3 separate regions of the Homo sapiens genome follow, and regions 1 and 3 are each linked to region 2. Evidence: chromatin contacts called from ENCODE Hi-C data. All regions are on one chromosome and are shown on one strand. Each heading gives the region's core, a stretch centred on a gene start or an enhancer-like site at or near the end of the contact. The rest is flanking DNA. Distances are from core to core; before and after follow the strand shown. Region 1 holds the start of VPS8 (VPS8 subunit of CORVET complex). Region 2 holds the start of TBCCD1 (TBCC domain containing 1). Region 3 holds the start of TMEM41A-DT (TMEM41A divergent transcript).

Region 1 (2,700 bases), core at 65-2,564, 1.8 Mb before region 2:
TCAGCCTCCCGAGTAGCTGGGACCACAGGTGCATGCCACCACACCTGGCTAATTTTTGTATTTTTAGTAGAGACAGGGTTTCTCCATGTTGGTCAGGCTGGTCTTGAACTCCTGACCACCTGCCTCAGCCTCCCAAAGTGCTGGGATTGCAGGCATGAGTCACCGCACCTGGCCTGAAATGTATTTCTTACTGTGAGGGATGATTAAAAGAAGGTTGAAAGCCACTGGCCACACCACGGCTACATCAGGCCAATAACTAGTTCCCAAACTTGCTTTGTACTGCCTTTGATCCCACCCTTCCCTCAGCTAGGCATTCTCCCTGCTCTCTGCTACTGAAATCCTTCAAGGCCCTGACAAGATACCACATCCTTCCTTGAGTGTTTCACCCTTTCCCCCTGTCTGTGCGAAAATGGTGGTTCAATGTCTTTCTTTATATTACTCAAAACAGCCTGCCTTGTATTTTGTTATGTCTGTACACTGAATTCTTAGAAAATAAATACCTGGAGGACAGGGCAACACCTTCGGGTCTTCTGAAGGCCCAGAAGTCTAGTGAACCTAGCTGATGCTCAAAAATGTCTGCCCAACCGAATATTTTCTGTATCTCCTTCCAAGAGTATCTTCTGGTGTTCTTCCTCCTGTTTTCTTGACCTATATAGCCCCCAGCAGGCCTAAAATCTGTGTCCTGGGGCTAATGTTACGTACAGTGATGACTCTAGAAACCAGTCTGTTCTGAAAGCTTTCACCTTTCTTCAGGAGCGATAAGAGAAATAAGCATACGTTTTTGTTCATTTTTCAGATGTTTCCTTTATTTGAGACTATGTTTCTCCTGTATTTTTGGTGTTAAGATGTATTTTGGGGAGCAACACTGATGATATATTACAAGATAATAGTTGGTATTTTAGTATGTGTGTGCCTATTGTACTTATTTGACACAATAAATAGGCAATTCTGAGTTCATCTTTTAAAAAAAAAAAAAAGTTAAAAAAAATTTACTGGTTGCAAACTCCAAAAGGCAGGGAATCAACTTCCCTTCTGGGCTGGCTGCAAGTAAGTTCACTTTCTTAAAGGAGGAGCTTTCTCCTCTCACCTCAAGGACTGTTATTTATTTGTCTGCGCTACTCTTTCGACGTTTCCATTCTCTTGGTCCTCAAGATGTGAATCACCCATTTTTTCCGTAGGGGGGAAGACGGCGTATCTCTGGCCCTTTAAATAGGGGCGTGGTGAAGAGGCGCGGACCGCCCAGGAGGGGGAGCAGTGCGAGGAGGAAAGCGGAAGCGCTGCCCGCAGTGGTAGGTAGTGCGCGTGCGTGAGGCTAGAGCAGTGGGTGCGGTCACGTGGGCCGGCGGTCCACGGCCGGAATGGCAGCAAGCTCAGGTAACGAGTTTCCAGAGAGCGGGCCCGTGGAAGGAGACAGGATTGAGGGGCCGTATTCAGGGTAGGAGGAGAGCGCGCGACAGGTCTCTGAGCCTCGGCGTCTCCTCCCCGCGCGACAGCGGCGGGACCTCGGGGAGCGAACAGAGCAGCCCCTGACGGGCTAACCGGACCCGAGCCACGGGCCGGGCGGGGTTGATTCTCGAGTGGAGGGGCGTGTCGTACGTTGGCCCGGAACTGGGTCGGGCAATTTCCACTTACTGGTTCCAAATGAATGTGAAAATTCAAATGGGCTTAAGTAAAAAGGGATTTATTGGCTCCAAACCTGGAAGGGGCTGAGGTATCACTAAATCCAGTGACTCCGGTGATGTATTTGTGTATCTCTCCCTTTCTGCAAAGGGCCAGTAACCCCTCAGTTCCCTATCTACTTTGCGACTATAATTGCAAGCCTCATTCTGTCCTGTTACAGTCGTGCGGCAATTAGGCTGAGGGACTGGCGCGCCCGCTCCCCCGACTGTGAGCCTAGGCGGCGGGTGTCATGCCCCTCCCCACTCCCGGGCGGAACAGGTGTGTAGCCGGTCTGTCGGGCCTGGGAAACAGGTGTGGACCCCTTTAGCCTCCAGGGACTGATATCAAGGTGCCTGAGCCTGAGGCTTAGATGGGGTGTCCACCTCTTAGGATCGGTGCGCACCCTGTGAGGCTGGTTCCAGTTTGTCTCCGCGTGCAAGTTGTGCACCAGAGTGAGGGCAGCAGGGTGAAAGGTGGGCCTCTGAAGTTCGAGGCTACTCCTGTGCCTTGGCCAGTTCTTTGTGCTTGGCATCTGGGGAAGGAGGGAAACAGCTGCTCAGAGTGTCTGGGTGTACAAAATGGGGGTGCTTTACAGGAGGATAGGGTGGGAGGAGGTAGGATCGGTGAGAGGTTCCATGGCCGTGGGTTATCAGGAATAGCTAGCTGGGGAGCCTTCTTTAAATAAGCAGGCCCCCTCCACTTCTTAGATTCTTGTTAGAATGAATAGGAAGGCTTCTGGCCTCTGCACCATCCACCCTCTACCATACTCTACTTTCCCCTACTGAAAAACCCCAAAACCCAAGCAAAACAAGCATGGATGTTAGCTTGTGGTGCTAAACCTTACTCCAAATGTCTGCATTTGGGAGACAATTACATGTTAATTGTCTGTGTATGTCTATGTCTGCCTGTGTGGGTTTGAGGTATATCTAATATAAATGTGGATGGAGAATCTGCATATGTTTGTGTAAGACGTGGGTTTGCTCATGGTTAAATTTAAGCACAGAATAGGTATTGAATCCTCTGGCAATAGCTGGCCTGTTC
Region 2 (2,700 bases), core at 97-2,596:
TGCTATTATTATATTTTGCATTTGATTCTAAGAAAACTGTGCTTCTCTCTTTTTTTTTTTTTTGAGACGGAGTCTCGCTCTGTTGCCCAGGCTGGAGTGCAATAGCTCGATCTCGGCTCATTGCAACCTCCACCTCCCAGGTTCAAACGATTCTCCTGCCTCAGCCTCTCAAGTAGCTGGGATTACAGGCTCCCGCCACCACGCCAGGCTAATTTTTGTATTTTTTTAGTACAGACAGGGTTTCACCATGTTGGCCAGGCTGGTCTTGAACTCCCTGACCTCAGGTGATCCGCCTGCCTTGGCCTTCCAAAGTGCTGGGATTACAGGCGTGACCCACCGCACCCGGCCTGCCAACTGTGCCTCTCTCGAGAATCATCTGTTCGGAAAAATAACTGACATCAATCGAGTGCTTACTATGTACCAGGTATCATGCTCATGATTTTGCATACTTCACCTCCTTTCATCCTCACAACCACCTGGAGATACAGTACTTAAGACTGTACACATTTTCGATGAAAAAAAAATGAGGCTTAGCGAAGTTAAGGGATTTCCCTAAGGACACCTACTTAGCTGGCACAGCTCTAGATTAGGATTCAGGTCTGACTTGAGAACTGCATTACTATAAATGTACTCTAGGAATCCAGTTTTGGGAGAATCTCTTAAAAACGGGAGTGGATCCAGAAGAGAATTTCCAGAATAAAGAGTCTTAGACAGGAAGCCAGGTGAAAGAACCAGGGAGAGTAAACTCAAAAGAAGGGCGTGGAAGGGCAAAAGGCAGCTGTCTTCCAATGTGGAGAGACTGGAGTCGTTTTGAGTAAAACCAGACGATAAAAGTTAGGCGAGGAAGACCTCGGTTCTCTCCAAAATGTAAAGAGGCTGCTCTGTGAGGTACTGAGCCCCTGTCAACAGCCAGATCCCAGAGATGAGCCCTCCATTCTAACTCCGAGAATCGAGAGGGCTCAATCCGTAAACAAACATAAACTGGGGCTCTGACCCTGGCGGTGCCCTGAGGTTAAGGTTTTTCAGGTCGGGAGATCGGCGTGGGTCCAAGGCGGCTGTCCTGGGGCTTCGCCGCCACCTTGGACGCGATCCGGGGTGGGACTCTGCGTGGGCCGCCCCAGCGTCGCGACCGGACTTCAGGAACACAGACGCTCACGCTGACAGGGTCGGTAGCTGACCCGAGACGCGGTAAGCGCGAAGGCAGCCTCCTCGACCCAAGCCTGAAGCCTGACTAACCCACACCGCCCTCCCCGGCGCACCCAGTGCGCGGTTACCTGCTAATGCAGGCGCCGCTCCGCCGCACTTCTCCGCGCGCCGCCGCGCCCGGCGTCCGCTCGCTGGGCCCGCCCCTCACCCTCCTCCGCGCGCCGCTGCCGTGCCCACTGCGCAAGCGCGAGGCCCCGCACCACCGAGACCTGGCGGACCCCGTTGCTAGAGCGGCAGATTGCGGCTCAAGCGTCTGAGAAAATCTAGGCTGGGGTCGAGAGTCCGCAACAGTGGCACCTGGAGCCAGACCCACCGCTTTCTGGTGTCGCGCCTTTCAACCCGGGGGGGTAGGAAGCTTTCTGTTGCTCCGCATAACTGTGGTCAGCTAATAGCTGCTGGTAAGATCAGCACGCTTTCATCAGAAATGCTACTAATACTAATGGCAGTTTGCATTTATAGAGCACTTACTATGGTCTCAGCACTGTGTAAAGCAACTTTATGTGTATTTCCTAAGTCTTGTCAAGAGCCCTTTAAGTACATTCGTTTTACTGATGAAGAAACTAGGGCCTAGAAAGGTGAAAATAACACAACCCTAAGGTCACACAAGAGATGGAGCCAAGATTCAAGCCCAGGGCGTCTGAAGCAAGACTGGCACTCCCTGCCGCCCCTCGGTGTCAGCTCCTTAACTCTGTTAGCTTTCCTGCCGTGTTTCCACCTTCATGAAGCTTTTTCAGATTACCGGGCAGAAGCCATCACTCCTTCCTTTAAACTTCCATTTCAGAATTTCTGGACATTTCCTGCTTTTTTTAGTTCCTTTATGGCCTCTCTAGGTGTGATAGATACAAAGGTAAATTAGACCGTAAAATGCAATTTAGTTCCTCTTTTGTGTGGCCATTGTCCCTACTGGGTATCTTCCTGAAAGCAGGGGCTTCAAATTTACACATACCTGGGTTAGGATCCAGGCTGCACCACTTATTAGCTCAGTGACCCTGCTGTTACTTGTTGAGTACCACTGTGTGTCTGGCACAGTGGTACGCACTAGAATGACAGAAGTGAACAAAACAGACAAGGTCCTTGCTTTCTTGGAGTGTATAACAGGGAGAATAGACAATACATATTAAGGAATAAAATAAGATAATTTCAAATAGTGAAAAATGCTATGAAAATTGGGGCGGGGGGTCAGGGAAGGCCACTTTGTGGTGCCAAATTTGAGCTGAGGCCTGAAGAGTAAGAAGCCAGCCATACAATGATCACCATCCCAGTAACTTTGACTCAAAAGTACTTCAGCACCTACTCCATGCCAGGCACTGTTCTAAGGTGCTCTTTTATACAGCTGTGAACAGAACAATATAGATTCATGCTCTCATGAAACTGGCATTTCAGTGTGTAAGTCTAGGGACCAGGGATGAAAAAAATAGGAGGCCGGGCGTGGTGGCTCATGCCTATAATCCCAGCAGTTTGGGAGGCTGAGGCGGGTGGATCACTTGAGGTCAG
Region 3 (2,700 bases), core at 91-2,590, 1.1 Mb before region 2:
AGCTGCCTTAATAGTCAAATATCAGTAATTCCCTTAACCACGCAATGCTGTACTAGGCACACTTCCATGCACTTTATAAAGAGTATGCAGCACTCACAAAAACCGGCCAGGTAAGTATTGCTCTGCCTCCTGCCTCGACCAGTCGTTCATTAGAAGGGGAAAAGGAGGCCAGGCGCGATGGCTCACGCCTGTAATCCCAACACTTTGGGAGGCTGAGGCAGGCGGATTACCTGAGGTCAGGAGTTCGAGACCAGCCTGGCCAACATAATGAGACCCCCCCCCCGCGTCCCTACTAAAAATACAAAAATTAGCCGGCCGTGGTGGCGCGCGCCTGTAGTCCCAATTACTTGGGAAACTGAGGCAGGTGAATCGCTTGAACCCGGGAGGAGGAGGTTAAAGTGAGCCGAGATCGCGCCACTGCACTCCAGCCTGGGTGACAGAGCAAGACTCCGTCTCAGAAAAAAAAAAAAAAAAGGTAAAAGTAGAGACAACCAGGAAGACGGGCAGAGTCGATAATTAATTCGTGAATAATTTAAAGTTGTCTATGCAATATTTCTCCTGAAGATCTAATGTCTAAAGTCTCAAGGGCAGACCTGACGTAAGTGGGGTGGGGAGGAGGAGAGACAGTTGAAAGTGGACTTGAAGAGGCTGGGGGCCCGCACGGGGGCGAAGGTGGGCTGGAAATGGGGCCCAGGGCTGGGACTGGGAAAGCAACGGCGCGGGCAGGCTCAGCGCCGCGTCTCCCTCGGCAAATCCACCCAACCAAAGGCACCGCGGCGTGACGCCCTGCACACCCTGCAGCCAGCACCACACAGGTCCCAGTCAGGCCCGGAGCCGGGCTCCCATCCACCCTTCTGTCCGAGACCGTGCGGACGCGGGCCCGGATACCAGACCCGGATTCCAGTCCGATAAGTGAACCTCAATTCCCAACGCCTCCGATACCGGAACCCGAATCTCCGAATCTCCGATTCCCAGCCCCGGTCCTCGGACCCGGCTCCCTTCCTCTGACCCGAACCCGGATTCCCGCCACGCACCTGCCTCCAGCCTCCTCGGTGGAGCCCAGTCTCCGCCCGCGGGGCAGTCGCGTCGACAGCAAGTACAAGGCGAAGGTGCAGCCGGCGAAGACCAGAAGGAGGCCGAGAAGCGGGCGCATGTCGGCTCCGCACCCCGGCCCGCGGGGCAGCCGAGAAGCTCACTTGCACTCCGGGACGCAGCGGCGGGCGGACTGAGCCCGCGGAGCACGTTCACTGACGGACCAGGGAGGGGTCCGCGCCGAGACCCGCCTCCGAACCAGGCCCCACCTCCTGAGCCAGGCCCCCGCCCCCGATTCTGACTCCGCCCTCTCTGTCCTTCGGTGGAGACTCCGGGAAAAACCTGCCTCCCAGTCTGCCCTCTCTCCGTCTGTCTGTGCTTGTTTTTCTACGTTTATCCCTGTCGCTTTCCCCACTTATTCTGCAGGCATGGCGCGCCCCCAGTGCCGGCTTGGTGCCAGGGCTGGGAGATCCGGGGGTGAATCGTGAGCCCGGCCCACAGCGAGCTTGCAGTCTAGAGATCAAGGCAGTCTTGTCCACAACCTGCTGTCACATAAAGCAAATGTAGCTGGTGTAGCACCAGGGGCTGCAATCAAGTGCGGTGGGGCGGCAATAGTGACCACGGAAATAATCAGAATTGCTTTTAATTCAGCTCCTACTATATTCCCGCATCCCTGAGCCTCACAATCATCCTCCAAGGTAGGTATTTTTGTCTTTCTCTAACAGATGAAAACTCTGAGTTTCAGAAGAATTAAATGACATCCCCCCAAAAGAGAGACAGTATAAGAATCCAAGTCAACCTGAGTCCAAAACCAGTGGCCCTTAACACTGTGTGGCTTTATGGAGGACATGGAGTTTAAGTTTACCTTCAAGGATGAGCAACACTTTTCTTCAAGCAGAAAAAGAAGGGAATGGGTGAACACGGTCCCAGGTAAGGCACCAGAATCCAGTTTCAGTGAAGCCTAAGGTATATGAGAAATAAGTGAGAATCTGGGGACAAACAAGAGTGCACTGAAGGCAGGCTAAGGAGTTAGATTTTTAATAATGTAGATGAGACACCAACAGAGGTGTTTAAGTAAGAGAATGATTTCGTTCCTGTTTTAGGATGTTCGCTTTGGCAGATGATTAGAATACGTGCTGACTTGATAGCCACAACTGTCCTGATAAGAAAGTACGCCGGCCTGGCTGGGCATGGTGGCTCACGCCTGTAATCCGAGGATTTTGGGAGGCCCAGGCGGGCGGATCACTTGATGTCAGGAGTTCGAGACCAGCCTGTCCAACATGGTGAAACCCCGTCTGTACTAAAAATACAATAATTAGCCGAGCATGATGGCATGTGCCTGTAATCCCAGCTACTCGGGAGGCTGAGGCACGAGAATCGCTTGAACCTGGAAGGCAGAGGTTGCAGTTACTTTCCCGACATTGCACCACTGCACTCCAGCCTTGGCGACAAGAGCGAAATTTTGTCTCAAAAAAGAAAGAAAGAAAGCACTCAGGCCTGACCCAGGACCACAGCAGTGGACATGGAGGGAGGAGGCTGGGGGTAGTTGGATTGGTATGATATGTCACTGAGTAAACGAAGGAAGGGACAGAAAGAGAACTCCAAAGTGTCAAAAGCCTGGACAACAGAGAGAAAGCATCCTTGTCCTATCATTTAAAGCACCTGTTG

Evidence for each region. A loop is a pair of places that touch in the nucleus more often than their neighbours do. Pooled maps may share reads with other maps.
Region 1: a pooled map shows a loop between it and region 2 (14-fold over the local background). The contact joins the promoter of VPS8 here to the promoter of TBCCD1 in region 2. A Hi-C loop is called at or near these places in 3 of 168 maps with a recorded cell type or tissue (CD8-positive, alpha-beta T cell and naive thymus-derived CD4-positive, alpha-beta T cell) and 7 of 50 pooled maps.
Region 3: a pooled map shows a loop between it and region 2 (6-fold over the local background). The contact joins the promoter of TMEM41A-DT here to the promoter of TBCCD1 in region 2. A Hi-C loop is called at or near these places in 1 of 168 maps with a recorded cell type or tissue (naive thymus-derived CD4-positive, alpha-beta T cell) and 11 of 50 pooled maps.

The regions. Positions count from the first base shown.
Region 1 is chr3:184,810,852-184,813,551 of GRCh38, forward strand. VPS8 (VPS8 subunit of CORVET complex) reads left to right here and starts at 1,315. Exons shown (of 48, transcript NM_001009921.3): 1 at 1,315-1,374. RefSeq lists enhancers at 1,133-1,182, 1,243-1,442.
Region 2 is chr3:186,565,993-186,568,692 of GRCh38, forward strand. TBCCD1 (TBCC domain containing 1) reads right to left here and starts at 1,347. Exons shown (of 8, transcript NM_018138.5): 1 at 1,275-1,347. RefSeq lists a silencer at 1,251-1,540.
Region 3 is chr3:185,497,809-185,500,508 of GRCh38, forward strand. It overlaps TMEM41A-DT (TMEM41A divergent transcript), which reads left to right and starts at 1,341. Exons shown (of 3, transcript XR_924792.3): 1 at 1,341-1,962. It overlaps TMEM41A (transmembrane protein 41A), which reads right to left and starts at 1,227. Exons shown (of 5, transcript NM_080652.4): 1 at 1,035-1,227. The coding sequence starts at 1,153. RefSeq lists a silencer at 1,209-1,348.